4 separate regions of the Homo sapiens genome follow, and regions 1, 3 and 4 are each linked to region 2. A link is a contact called in ENCODE Hi-C or POLR2A ChIA-PET data. All regions are on one chromosome and are shown on one strand. The core of a region is the stretch at or near the end of the contact, and the rest is flanking DNA. Distances in the headings are between cores, read along the strand shown. Region 1 holds the start of IMPA2 (inositol monophosphatase 2). Region 2 holds the start of MTCL1 (microtubule crosslinking factor 1). Region 3 holds the start of CHMP1B (charged multivesicular body protein 1B). Region 4 holds the start of AFG3L2 (AFG3 like matrix AAA peptidase subunit 2).

The links. A loop is a pair of places that touch in the nucleus more often than their neighbours do. ChIA-PET counts read pairs that join two places held with the same protein, here RNA polymerase II (POLR2A). Pooled maps may share reads with other maps.
Region 1: a map of ascending aorta shows a loop between it and region 2 (7-fold over the local background). The contact joins the promoter of IMPA2 here to the promoter of MTCL1 in region 2. A Hi-C loop is called at or near these places in 3 of 168 maps with a recorded cell type or tissue (CD4-positive, alpha-beta T cell, ascending aorta and naive thymus-derived CD4-positive, alpha-beta T cell) and 12 of 50 pooled maps. POLR2A ChIA-PET finds 5 or more read pairs at or near these places in 2 of 52 experiments (PC-3 and T-cell).
Region 3: a map of tibial artery shows a loop between it and region 2 (8-fold over the local background). The contact joins the promoter of CHMP1B here to the promoter of MTCL1 in region 2. A Hi-C loop is called at or near these places in 1 of 168 maps with a recorded cell type or tissue (tibial artery) and 8 of 50 pooled maps. POLR2A ChIA-PET finds 5 or more read pairs at or near these places in 1 of 52 experiments (naive thymus-derived CD4-positive, alpha-beta T cell).
Region 4: a loop to region 2 is called in a map of B cell, with 10 times the contacts of the local background. The contact joins the promoter of AFG3L2 here to the promoter of MTCL1 in region 2. A Hi-C loop is called at or near these places in 2 of 168 maps with a recorded cell type or tissue (B cell and CD4-positive, alpha-beta T cell) and 4 of 50 pooled maps.

Annotation. Positions count from the first base shown.
Region 1 is chr18:11,980,004-11,983,365 of GRCh38, forward strand. IMPA2 (inositol monophosphatase 2) reads left to right here and starts at 1,504. Exons shown (of 8, transcript NM_014214.3): 1 at 1,504-1,762. The coding sequence starts at 1,667. RefSeq lists silencers at 427-721, 562-2,041.
Region 2 is chr18:8,703,717-8,707,188 of GRCh38, forward strand. MTCL1 (microtubule crosslinking factor 1) reads left to right here and starts at 1,840. Exons shown (of 15, transcript NM_001395333.1): 1 at 1,840-2,997. The coding sequence starts at 1,945. It overlaps GACAT2 (gastric cancer associated transcript 2), which reads right to left. Exons shown (of 2, transcript NR_120598.1): 1 at 3,354-3,472. RefSeq lists silencers at 1,185-1,624, 2,005-2,064.
Region 3 is chr18:11,849,819-11,853,125 of GRCh38, forward strand. CHMP1B (charged multivesicular body protein 1B) reads left to right here and starts at 1,595. Exons shown (of 1, transcript NM_020412.5): 1 at 1,595-3,307. The coding sequence starts at 1,694. The coding sequence ends at 2,293. All of the region lies in intron 5 of GNAL (G protein subunit alpha L), which reads left to right. RefSeq lists enhancers at 1,448-1,687, 1,956-2,005 and a silencer at 2,012-2,306.
Region 4 is chr18:12,375,847-12,379,144 of GRCh38, forward strand. AFG3L2 (AFG3 like matrix AAA peptidase subunit 2) reads right to left here and starts at 1,381. Exons shown (of 17, transcript NM_006796.3): 1 at 1,123-1,381. The coding sequence starts at 1,236. RefSeq lists a silencer at 946-1,845 and enhancers at 1,618-2,149, 2,150-2,679.

The DNA.
Region 1 (3,362 bases), core at 254-2,753, 3.3 Mb after region 2:
GAGGCCAGAGTCCCTAAAGTTGTACCCATATCTGCGTGTTTGTATTTCCTGTTTGTAATTCCTCCTGTTTGTACTTTTTGTCTCTTATACGGTACACTTAAAGTTTCTCCACAAGGTGTTTCAGCATAAAGTACTCAAAAACTAAAAACGTTTAATTTCATTATTAGGTTAAGTGTGTAAAAAATGCCCCATCAAGGTTCTTGTACAAACTCCCATTATTCTCCCAGACTCCGAAGTGGCACTCCAGAATAATTTTACGTGGGTTAGCATCTTTTATAAAACGGGCAGGCAGAGCGGCTTATGAAATTAACCTTGGAAACCACGCGGCCACTCTTTCGGGAAATGCCTCCTATTTATGTTTACATGGGCCAGCAAGAGAATCCAAGGTTGGAAAGGTCATTCCTCACTACAGAGGCTCATCGCAATCACAGTTCCGTCTCCAAATTCGAGTTTTGGGTGTGAAGAGTTTATAAAGTCCAGCCGCTGTCCTCGCAGTGTTTGGGGTTAGCGGAGGGAGAGCTTGTTTGCGACCAAACTTGCCGCGCGGGGCGGCCGCTTGCAGGAACACTGCGGCCTTGTGCGCTCGGCGGTCTGAGCTCCTGCGAGGCCGAGAACGACGCCTAGCGCCCAGCGGCCTCCGCGAACAAAAAGCGACCGGTCGGAAGGTGCTGGCCCAGCCGCCCCTGGCGCTCGAGCCCGAATCCGGCCACAGACCATGAAGGGACGCCCGGCACCACGTGCGCGGGGATCCGCGGACGGGACGCTCCCCGGCACCTCCGGGGCTGGGCCGGCACCGCACGGTCCCACCCAGACAGTAGCTGCCCCGGGCCCCCAAAACAGCCGCTCCTAGCTCCTCCCTCCCAGCTCTGCGGTGGCCCAAGCCGCCCTCCGCGCGCTTGACCCAGAACAGTACGGAGTTCTGCACGAGCCGGGGGTGGGGCCTGTCTCAGCGCGCGGCGGTGGGGCGGGGCTTGGACACGGGCCCGGCTCAACTTGAGGGAGGCGGGGCTCGAGGCTCAGAGGAGTTGGAGCCCGCTCTGCGCGCTGCGGGACGGGGCACGGCGGAGCAGGGTTGGGTCCGCCTCGAGCGGGGAGGGTGATGCTGCACCACAGGGGCGGGGCTGGAGGTAAAGCGCGGAGCGGAGAGGGACCAGGCTCGGCACTGATTTGTGTTCAGGGCTAGCCCAGAGGGGCGGGGCCAGGTACGGGGCGCAGCCGGGAGCGGGAGGGGCGGTGCAGGACGGGGCCGGGCACGGCGCGGGAAGAGGCCAGGAGCAGCAACGGGTGCGGGGCGGGGCCGGGAGCGTCAAGGGGCGGGGAAGAGGGGGGAATGGGCGGGGCCGAGCTCTGCGAGGGGCGAGGTGGGGAATGCAGAGCGGGGCCGGACGCGGGAGCAGGGAGCTGGGCGGGGAGCGGGGCGGGGAGCTGGGCTGGGCTCGGCACGGGGCGGGGCGGAGGGTGGGGAGCGGAAAGCAGGACGCACGGCTCCCGCGGCCCGCTGGCTGCCCTTCCCGCCAGCGCAGGTGTGGGACGGGCGGCGGACTAGGCACAGAGCTGCGGGAGCAGGCACAGGGAGTGTGGAGCCTGGCGGCGGGACGGCGGGATCCGGTGGGAGCCGGAGTCCCGCCGAGGGGGGCTGGAGGTGGAGGGGCCCGGCGAGGCCGCGATGAAGCCGAGCGGCGAGGACCAGGCGGCGCTGGCGGCCGGCCCCTGGGAGGAGTGCTTCCAGGCGGCCGTGCAGCTGGCGCTGCGGGCAGGACAGGTGAGCGCCACGGCTGGGCTCGGAAGTCCGGGCGGAGCAGAAGCGCGTGGGCCTTGGGAGCCGCCTGGAGTGGCGGGGTCCTGGCGCGCAGCCGGCGGGCGCCCAGGGTCCGCACCCGAGGGCGCGGGGCGCGGAGCGGTGAAAGGAGCCTTTGTGCTGGTGTCCTGGACACACCTCCCGCGCCCTTCTCCAACTCCCGGAGCCCTGGCGGCGAGCCCCTCTGCTTTGGAGTTCAGCGGCTAACGTGACCTTTGCGTTTGAGTGAGTGGTCAGAATGTAGAAATCTCTCCAGGGGTAGCGTACGGGGCTGTTGATTTTTAAGGACCTATGAACGGATTCAGCTCGCGGTAGGAAGCCCGGGGCTAAGCCCCAGCCGCGTGGGGATCTGGCTGGGCTGCCGTTTGATTGTCCTGGCTGCAGCATCCTCAACCCAAACTTACTCTGACCCACACCCTGAAAGTGGCTCAGCTCCGCGACGGCCACGGACTCAGAGTTCAGGAGGAACTTGTTACACTGCCCGGAAGGATGAAAACCGAGCCGCAGAGCTACCGAAAACCAGCGAGCAGAGTTTAAAATGGAGTGCAGTTCCTCTCTTCTCTTTTTCATTTTTGTGATTGTTCCTTCCACTTTCCTCAGTACCTTTAGCAGTGCCTGACACACCGACGGTAGTGGTAGGCAAGCGAGTGTTGGTTCTCCCAGGACTGTAAGATGGCTTACTCCATGTTTGTCTCTTAGGATGTGATTGTGGGCCGGGCGCAGTGGCTCACGCCTGTAATCCCAGCACTTTGGGAGGCCGAGGCGGGTGGACCACTTGAGGTCAGGAGTTCGAGACCAGCCTGACCAACATGGTGAAACCCCGTCTCTACTGAAAATACAAAATTAGCTGGGCATGGTGGCGCGTGCCTTAGTTCCAGCTATTTGGGAGGCTGAGGCAGGAGAATCACTTGAACCTGGGAGGCGAAGGTTGCAGTGAGCTGAGATCGCGCCATTGCACACCAGCCTGGGCAACAAGAACAAAACTCCGTCTCAAAAAAAAAAAAAAAAAGTGATTGTTTTCGGGGATTTTAGAGACAGGAGGTGTGCTGAGAGCAGATTGGCCTTTTATATTCAAACATTTGTTTTCTTTTTTGAGGTCTGACAGTCCGAAAATGCTCTACCAGTTTCCCTAGATGTTGAAATCGGACTGTTATCAATCTTAAATTTGAAGTGAGTCGTCATAAAGTGGATAGTGCTTTACCTTGGTGCAAATCCTCTAATCCTGTTTAAAAATTAATCTGCAATACTAAGTAGACTCATTTTTTGTTGAAGGGCCTTCCTTCCCTTTGTAGTTTGAAGAACCCAAGCCTCAGACCGTAAAGAATGAATGAATTTAAGAGTGTTGCGAAACTCCACCCTTTGACCTTTCCCTCCTGTAGGAAAAGGAGGACCCTAAACCTTCCTGCAAGGCAGATGAAGCTTGTAGCTTCAGTGCAAGCGTTCTTCCTGGAAAGCAGAGCTGCTGTGTGCATGGAACACGGGTTCTCCTTCCATCCTTCCCTGCCTCCCAGCTTTCCTTCCAGAGCAAGCATCAGCCAGATATTTAGGAACTTTTAGGTTCTAC
Region 2 (3,472 bases), core at 590-3,089:
TCACAGACTTTGGAGTCGATTTTTTCCTCCTATTTTTGCGAGTCGGCCCCCTCTTCTCTGTCCCTGCTCCCAAGGCCCCCTCACCGCGCATACTGCCACAGCCGCTCGCAGCTCCCGTGGCCCACCTCCCTCTCCTCCAGGTTGCTGCCCCCGGGGTCTTTTTGAGCACATCAGATCATCTTGCTCAGAATACCCCGTGGCTACCGCCTCTAGGATAATGCCCAACGGCCTTGGTAGGATATTTGGTGCCACACACCCTCCAGTCTCCCCTCTAATCCCTAACCTACCTGCCTCCCCGCCCAGGGGCCCTGCTCTCTGCAGGCTCTACTGTGTCCTGGGCCCTCAGCTGAGAGACCAACCCGTCCTTCCAGGAAAATGCGAGCCTCACCAGGCAGGGTTATGCTCCCGCCCTCCTCCTTGTAATTATTACCTGACCCTCTGCCTCCTGCAACGCCAGGGCTGGAGGACAGGCTGGCCCCTATTCCTATGGGCACTGGCCAACATCCAACGCCTGGGACATAAACTGCACCCAATGGTATGTGAACTGTACTTTACAGTTTGCACGGTGTGTTCTGGTATTTGCTAAATCTTCACACATGCTCAGGTGGCAGTACGTTTTAATGATACAGGCGAGGGAACTGGGGCTCAGAAAGGTCTAGTGCCTTGCGCATGGGAGACTCAAGTGGTAGAACCGGTGGCCGGGCTCCGGGCTCTGAGCGGAAAGCCTGCAGGACTCGGAATCCTGAAGACCTGGGTTTAAACCCGCTCAGCTAGGGACTGGGTGAGGCATCGCAGGCAAGTGACTTCACCTCCCAGCGCCGGTGCCCTAGTCTTCACCGAAGACAGCAATTCCAATCTGGGACTGTGGTGAGGCTTAAATAAAACACTGCTCAGTAAGTGGCCAGCAGGCCTGGCTCGCAGCCGGAACTATAAATGTGAGTTCCCTTTCTGACCCCCAGGTTTGGCGAGGGCTCCTCCTGTTTGGGCAGCAGCTCCTCCTGAGCTCCCGAGGCCACGGGGGTGCCAACTGTGGAGCGCCCGCCGTGCCGTTTAGACGCGAGAGCTGCGTCGGGTACCAGCGATCCTTAAAGGAGCTCGGGGACCAGGGGCACAGCTTGGAGAGGACAGCGAGGGAGGTGACTGGCCTCGGGGAGGCGGGCGGTGGATGGAGAGGCATGAGAGGGGTGTTGTCAGCCGCGGCACACGCCTTCCCCAAGTGGCCGGCGCCGCCCCTTGCCACCACTTCACCTCCGCCTCTTCCCTTCCTCCCTAGCTCCTGGCAGCGTCTCTAGGGCCTCAAAAAGCAAGGAGGGTCCCCGGGCAGCGAGGCCCCATGGATCCAGCCTGCGCCTGCTCCCAAGGGCGCGCAGGTCCCGCCCCTGCCGGGCGCCCGCCCCCCGGGGAGCGCAAGCCCCCGCCCCTTCCCTCGCCCCTCCCCTGCACGGCGCCGGCTGGCTGGAGGCGGGGCATGCGCACGGGCCTGGGCGAGGGCGCTGGGCGGCGGGGAGGTGGGGCGCGCGCGTGCGGCTTCTCTCAGCCGGGAGCGGCGGGGGCGGGCACGGGCAGCAGCGGGCCGGCGGTGGGCGGGGAGCGGGACGCGGGAGCCGGGCGCGCGCCGCCAGCGCCGCCGCGGCACCGGTGACCGCGAGCCCGGAGCGCGAGGTCCGGGGATGCGAGCGGCCGGGAGCCGCCGCGCTGCTGAGCCGGGAGAACTCGATCCGCGGTGACCTCAGCGAGGGGCGAGCGCGGCGGCGGCGAGCCCCGCGGGAATCCTCGGGGCCGGGGTGCGGGGGGCGGGGACGGCGGGAGCGCGGGGCGCAGCCCGGGCGGGGCTGGGACAGTGATGAGAGAGCGCGCGGGGAGGCTGCACGCCGCCGCCGCCGCCGCCGCCGCCGTCGTCGTCCGGAGCATCTGCTGCCTGAGCTGCTGCCGGCGGACCCGGCCATGGAGACACTGAACGGCCCCGCGGGCGGAGGTGCCCCGGACGCGAAGCTGCAGCCGCCCGGCCAGCACCACCGCCACCACCACCTCCACCCGGTGGCCGAAAGGCGGCGGCTGCACCGTGCGCCCTCGCCCGCCAGACCCTTCCTCAAGGACCTGCACGCCCGGCCCGCCGCGCCCGGCCCGGCCGTCCCCTCCTCGGGCCGAGCCCCGGCTCCCGCCGCCCCGCGCTCGCCCAACCTCGCGGGCAAAGCGCCGCCCTCGCCGGGGTCCCTGGCCGCGCCCGGCCGCCTCTCTCGGCGCAGTGGCGGCGTCCCGGGCGCGAAGGACAAGCCCCCGCCGGGCGCCGGGGCCAGAGCGGCGGGCGGTGCCAAGGCTGCCCTGGGAAGCAGGAGGGCGGCGCGCGTGGCGCCCGCGGAGCCGCTGTCCCGGGCTGGGAAGCCTCCCGGAGCCGAGCCGCCGTCTGCCGCTGCCAAGGGCCGCAAAGCCAAGCGCGGCTCCCGGGCGCCACCCGCCCGCACCGTCGGCCCCCCGACCCCGGCCGCCCGGATCCCTGCCGTGACCCTCGCGGTGACCTCGGTGGCCGGGTCCCCGGCCCGCTGCTCGCGCATCAGCCACACGGACAGCAGCTCCGACCTCTCTGACTGCCCCTCCGAACCCCTGTCCGACGAGCAGCGCCTGCTCCCTGCCGCCAGCAGCGACGCCGAATCCGGCACGGGCTCCAGCGACCGTGAACCCCCACGAGGAGCGCCGACGCCGAGCCCCGCAGCCCGAGGAGCGCCGCCGGGCAGCCCCGAGCCCCCAGCGCTCCTCGCCGCGCCCCTCGCCGCGGGCGCCTGTCCCGGGGGCCGGAGCATCCCGAGCGGGGTTTCGGGGGGTTTCGCGGGGCCCGGCGTGGCGGAGGATGTCCGGGGGCGCTCGCCACCGGAGCGACCAGTCCCCGGGACCCCCAAGGAGCCCAGCCTGGGCGAGCAGTCTCGGCTCGTGCCAGCGGCGGAGGAAGAAGAGCTGCTGCGGGAGATGGAGGAGCTGCGCTCGGAGAACGACTATCTCAAGGTGAGCCGCGCCTCGGCCGCAGGTGTCCCGGGGCGCCCCCGGAGGGCCTGGCTGCGGCGGGGACCCGCCAACCCCTCCTTCCCGGGCCTGTCCAGCGCCTTCTCCCTCCTGCTCTCCACGGTCCTACCCCCGCATTGTCAGGCATTGGCAACTTAAGCCCAAACTTCTGGAAGGAGAAGCAAGACCTGTGGGACCCCGCCAGTTCGCAACCCACTTCTCTTTTCTCGCGTCTAGAACTCTTGCGTCTCTTCGCTGATACTTTTACTTTTGTTGACCTGTTGGGGCAGAGGAGGCTGTAATCGTTTTGGGGACATCAGCGGACGCCCCCATCCCCGCTCAGAACGTGCCAGCCTCACCTGTAGGAACAGGTGATCCTTCGCCAGGGAGCTCTAGCCGGGCCACGTGCGGGCGTGGCGGTTCAGGATAATGCCACTGGAGGGCCCCCGGCTACGGACCCGCTTGCCCCTTCTCCTGC
Region 3 (3,307 bases), core at 345-2,844, 3.1 Mb after region 2:
ATACAATTAAATTCAGCAACGCCATCTGGATTCAGTGGCTGCTGTGTGCAGAGCGCCTGCTGGGCTCCATGGAGAGGGGAAGGAATCAGTGTCTGCATCCAAGTAGTTCACACTGTAACAGGTGACCTATACACACAGACCCCTTGCCAGGCAATGTGCCCTGTAGTATGGCCACACAGAGGAGGAGTCCTGGGGAGGCTCCATGGTGAAGGTGGCTTTTGAAGGACTGGCAGGGTGTCAATAGGCAGAGATGCATGGACACTAAAATCCAGGCAACAGGAACAGCATAGCCACAGGACCGGGCGTCAGTCACATTCTCCCCGCTGGCCGAATGACGCAAATAATGCTCAAATTCCATGCTGCGGTTTGCTTTGACTGGCGGAGGTGGAGGGGCGCGAAAGACGAGCCAGCATGCTGCACAGCAGGTTTAGCCTCCATGCCCGGGGTTTGGAGCAAGAGAGTGAAAACATCAGAGCTATGTCTTCAGAAGGTCTTGTGTTGTGAAACTGACTGGCAAGCTATCACAGGAAGCTAAGCGAGGTGGCAGGCTGCTAGATTAAAATGATCTCTAAACAGAATTCGCTCTCAGAGTTCATTTTCAGCCTACCTCATTAGGGCAGATTTGGTCTTCTCACATTGTTATTGCTGTATCGGAGGAATCTTTCTAAAGAGAAAAGTGACAGCACACATTGCTGCCATTTGAAAGCCAGCATTTTTAAAGGGCGTAATACATAGTGACAGTTTTGATGTATGCCCGTGGGTGTGGGTCCTGATATCTCAACATACTCTGCCTGCATAATTTAAAATGACAGTTTAGCCTGTCAAACTTAAATGTGAGTGAAGTTCCTTGGATATTTATAAAACATCAAAAAGACAGAATGGTGTCAGCAAAAGATGGGTCTTTTTATTACTAAACCACGGGACGATTTTTGGATAATTGCTGGCAACTCACCTAGAAGCTGAACTTCCAGACAAAGTATAAATTTGGTGGTGCCACAGTTTTGAAGATTATTTTCACTCAATGCAATAAAAGGATATTACAGAACTCTAGCACAAATTGTAGTCAAAGATGGAGACGCGTCAATGACCCGTTTGTTTTTAATGTGTTTTAATGTTTTTGTTTTTAATGTATCCATGGTTTCCAGTTCCCCTGAGAAAGTGGAAATTACCCATGCTAATAAAGCAAGCGTTAGTGCGAAGACCTAGCTGATGTTTGGCTGGTTTTTAGCCCGCTAGCCAGTCACCCTTTATAAAGCCTGCCAAGTTTGGAGCGTGGGTAATTTTACACGCGGGTCTCCACAGATCCTGTCTACTTCGGTAGATTTATTACTAGGAAAGTGCGTGGGGGCACTAATTTTTGTGAATTGACTAATGCGTTAGAATTTTAAAAACCGGGTAGAACGCAGCGCAGGAAGCGAGCGTTCCCCGCCGCAGCGCCGGAGCGTCCAGCCAGAATCCCCCTGCATGCGCAGCCCCTGGCGTCTTACGTCCCACAGGCCCCACCCCGGCGCCTTCCGTCCCGCAGGCTCCGCCTTTGGCGCTGGGCTCTGACGTCACCACCTGCGCCGCTCACAGTAGAAACAGGAAGTGGGACCAAAACAAAGGAGCGGCGGCCGGGAGCGGACTTACCTTACCTTCTCTGCCTTCGGCGCGCTTCTCAGCCGGGCCGCCGACCCAAAGGAGCCGTCCGACTATGTCTAACATGGAGAAACACCTGTTCAACCTGAAGTTCGCGGCCAAAGAACTGAGTAGGAGTGCCAAAAAATGCGATAAGGAGGAAAAGGCCGAAAAGGCCAAAATTAAAAAGGCCATTCAGAAGGGCAACATGGAAGTTGCGAGGATACACGCCGAAAATGCCATCCGCCAGAAGAACCAGGCGGTGAATTTCTTGAGAATGAGTGCGCGAGTCGATGCAGTGGCTGCCAGGGTCCAGACGGCGGTGACGATGGGCAAGGTGACCAAGTCGATGGCTGGTGTGGTTAAGTCGATGGATGCGACATTGAAGACCATGAATCTGGAGAAGATTTCTGCTTTGATGGACAAATTCGAGCACCAGTTTGAGACTCTGGACGTCCAGACGCAGCAAATGGAAGACACGATGAGCAGCACGACGACGCTCACCACTCCCCAGAACCAAGTGGATATGCTGCTCCAGGAAATGGCAGATGAGGCGGGCCTCGACCTCAACATGGAGCTGCCGCAGGGCCAGACCGGCTCCGTGGGCACGAGCGTGGCTTCGGCGGAGCAGGATGAACTGTCTCAGAGACTGGCCCGCCTTCGGGATCAAGTGTGACGGCAGAACCCGCTCTGAGGTTTCCTGGCCATAGCCACCCTTTGAAATGCTCTCTGTGTGTTAGAGAGATACTATACCCTAGAAACTCTGAACACGCCAGAATGCTGAAATGCCCTTCTACCTTTGGGTTTACAGCCCCCTCCACATAAATTAAGAAATTCAGTATTTCTGCACTCTTAGCTGGATTCTAAAGTTCTGTATAGCTCGTAATGATGGTATTTTTATAGCAGCCTTTTAACAGAACTAGTTAATTTCGTGTATATGAATCTTTCTCGAAGATCTGGTCAAAACTGTATTCAGTTTCCTGCCCAGAATGATCAGATTGAAGGTGGTTGGTTTTTATTATTATTTAGTGTGATTGATAGTATCTAGAATGGCAGGTGGTGCATAAAAGTTAAAGAGAGGGGAAAGATTACTTAGTTTGGTTATACAGTTATAAACACCATGCAGTGTATTCGGTGGACTGTGCTATTTCTGTTTATCCTTTGGGTTTTGGTTTTTGTTTTTTTTTTTTTTGCCTTCACAGTGAGACTGCAAATGATTGTTCTCATAACGTATATTATTAATAAATGTGGTCCTATAATTTATACTGAAATTACCTTAGGATATTTTTGCATAATACTCTCTTACTGCTTACATTCTATAAATTTTTCACGTGATAATTGTCTTTGCGTAACTGGGAAAAATGCCGAATAACTTCCTTTATTATCTGGAAAAATTAAATTTGTTCATTTATATTTTCTACTTACTAAATTGAGTTTTTAAAAAGACTTAGTGTGACATTTGACAGTGTCTTTCAAACGAACTTCTCTAACAAGTTTATAGTTATTTTCCTGTTTCAACACTATTAGAAGTCTTATAAATTATGCTAATTAGCATGGCAGTCATGTTACACACTCTTAACATTGCCAAAGAACTGTTGATTTCGTTTGAGAAAACCCTAGGACTGTGTGTGTGTAGGTTTTGTTTTGATTTTAACAACCAAAAATAGAAATAAAATTAGAACTGCGTTTT
Region 4 (3,298 bases), core at 131-2,630, 3.7 Mb after region 2:
AAAAATCAACCACGGTGCTGTAGTCCCAGATACTCCGGAGGCTGAGGCGGGAGGATCGCTTGAGTTTGGGGCTGCAGTGAGCTGTGTTTGCGCCGCTGCACTCCGGCCTGGGCGAAGAAGCAAAACCCCGTCTCTTAAAAAATAAAAATAAAAATAAAAATCGTAGATCGGAGGGTCTGCTACCCTACCCAAGCTGGTTTCCAACTCCTGGAGTCAAGCGATTCTCCCGCCTCGGCCTCCCTAAGTGCTGGGATCGCAGGCGTGAGCCCCGGCACTAGCCTATCTCCCCTTACAGTGAAGACGTTGAGCTGACTACAAGGGCGCTGGGATAGCAGGAGGCCAAGCCAGGTTCCCGTGGCCGACCCGGGGACCTCAACCACCACCCGTACACCAGTGCAAGGCTGAGGAACCGTGTCACTTAAACAGTGAGAGCGACTATTCGACACGTGAACCTTTCATTGAGACTGATCACGGCCATGGTTCTGTCAACACTCTATCATTATGTCAGAAACACGTATCAGGTCCCGTGTGTGTATCTAGAGGGATGGCTACCAACAGAGAAAGAGCCTCCTGCTGAGAGCAGGCCCTGATATGCAACGAACACAGAGTCCCTGCTATGAAAAGGTGACATTCTTAATAATAATAGCTAATACTGCCAGTCCTGGAATGCCCGCAATGGCCCCATTCAACAGACGGGAACACGGAGACTCGGAGAGGTTAGGCAGCCCGACTCCAAAACCCGTCCTTGCGACTACATCGTGCTCGTGCTGCTGACTCAAAATTACAGACGCCTTCGTTCCGTGCTCCGGGGACACGAAAGCGGGGACAAGGACGGCCACCAAGCCAACATGACCTTCGAGGCTTCAACCGCCCCGGTGAAGCGCGAAAACCCGGCTCTACTGAAGCTGCGCGTTTTCAAAACTTGAATCCCACAGGCAGGGCTGAGCGCGAATCGGCGCTCCCGGGGCCGGCTGAGAGACAGCGCAGGGCGCCCAGGCCCTCGGCAGGGACGGCCCGCGTGCGGCCGGAGGGCGGGGGCCAGTGACCTTGACGTCCGCTCTCCCGAGCCGGAAGTGGGCCCGAGGCAGGGTGGAGGGCGCCGGGCGCCCAGGTAGGACTCACCGTCCGGAGGCAGGGCTGCTCGCCCGGGCCCACGCCGCCAGGCACGAGGAGCTGCTGTAGGCCGCGGGGCCAGCAGCCGCCCCGGCCCCACAGCCGCAAACAGCGGTGCGCCATGGCCGCCGCCGTGGCCCTCTCGGCCCGGGACGCTGCGCAGGCGCGGGCAGGCGACGACTGGCGGCCTCGGGAAGCGGGCTCGGCTCGGGGAAAGGCCGCCAGGCAGCGAAGCGCGCCGGCGGCTCACGGAGGAGCCCAAGCTCTCAACGCGGCGTCTCCTGCCGCCAGCCCCGCCCCGGCGCGCTGACGTCGGCGTCTCCTCTCCGAGGCCCGCCGCGACCTCCGCCAGTGCAGAAGACAGGACCAAATGGGAGGAGCATGGGGGCGGGACCGGAGGCGGGGGCCGACGGAGCAGCGTTGGGGGCGCGGCAGGAGGCGGGGCCGAGAAGGACCCTGGAGGGCAAGGGGGAGCTAGAGGCGGGGACCGGGCCGAGGGAGGACTCGGGAGGGCGAGCGAGAGCTGGGGGCGGGGCTGATGGCGCACGTGGGGGGCGTGGCTGGAGGTGGGGCCGAGGAAGGACTAGGAGAGCGAGCAGGAGCTGGAGGCGGGGCCGACGGAGGGGTGTGGGGGGCGTGGCTGGAGGCGGGGACTAAGGGGAGACGCGTGACTGGGATCCTGGGCTTCCGAGCCTGGGCAGCCGGGTGGGCCAGCCAGTAGGAGCGAGGGGGAAGTAGCGAAGGCCCCAGCGGCGGCAGATGGAAGGACCCTCCGAGCGCCAGCTGAGTCATGGGGTGGTGCTAGGCTCTGGAGACACCGAAGCACACATTCCTGACCCCTGGGAGGGCGATGCGAAGATTCACAAGCAGCAGGGAATGTTGGGGCTGTGCCGTGCAGCCTGCGCTCTAGGAACCCTGTCGGGGAACTGGTTCTCGGAGAGCAAGTCGAGTCTTCCAGGTAGTGGAAACTACACATTGTTTCCTGTACCGTGACAGCGGAGGAAAAAGGAGAGGTCTTTGAACTGAGGTGGGGGACTTGGGGGTTTTTCTGAGACGGGCTCTCGCTCTGTCGCCCAGGCTGGCGACGCTGGACCTCAGGCAAAGGACAGTAATCCTTGAGAGACAGGAGACAAAACCAGGTGAGTCCTGTGATTACCCCAGTGGCAGTAAAACAATAACAAAAAGATATACCAGATACACCATCATACCATGCTCACACAAAAGAAAACTGAGTAGACAAATAGATTTTAGGGCAAGGAAATTCCAAAGAAAATTAATTGCAGGGAAAAGAATATCACTAAGGATGAAGAGGATCGGGTTTCTTTTCCAGAGACAGGGTCTCAGTCTGTCACTTAGGCTGGAATGCCATGGTGCAATCGTAGCTCACTGCAGCCTCTAACTCCTGGGCTCAAGGGATCCTCCTGCCTCAGCCTCCCAAGTAGCTGGGACCACACACGCTCGACCACACTCGACTTTTTTTATTTTGTGTAGAGTTGAAGTCTCACTTTGTTGCCCAGGCTAGTCTCAAACTCCTGGCTTTAAGCAATCCTCCTGACTCAGCCTCCCAAAGTGCTGGGATTACAGATGTGAGCCACCCACATCTGGCCAAGAGAATTATTATTATTATTATTATTATTATTATTATTATTATAAAGGGGTCAGTTCATCAGTAGGACATAACAACCCTAAACATCTTTGTTCCCATTAACAGAAGCTTAAAATACATGGAGCAAAGACTGACAGAACCACAACTTCCAATTATATTTGGAGATTTCAAATCCTTCTTTTGATAATTGACAGAACAATTAGACAGGAAAATAGTAAGTATATAGAAGACTTAAACACAACCAACTAAATCAAATAGACATTTATAGAAAACTACTCATAACAACAGAATACACATTATTTTCAAGTTTTCACAGAGCACTTATCAAAATAAACCATATTGTAGGCCATAAAAATATTAAGAGGAGTCAAGTCATATAAAACATATTTTCTATCCACAATGAAATTAAATTAGAAATCAGTATCAGAAATAGGCTGAGGTGAGAGGATCACTTGAGCCCAAGAGTTCCAGACAAGCCTGGGCAAAACAAAGACCTCGGCTTCAAAAAAGAAAAAACTAGACAGAAAATGAAGTAAAACCAAAGAACAGAAAGAAGATAAAAGTAAAAATCAATAAAAT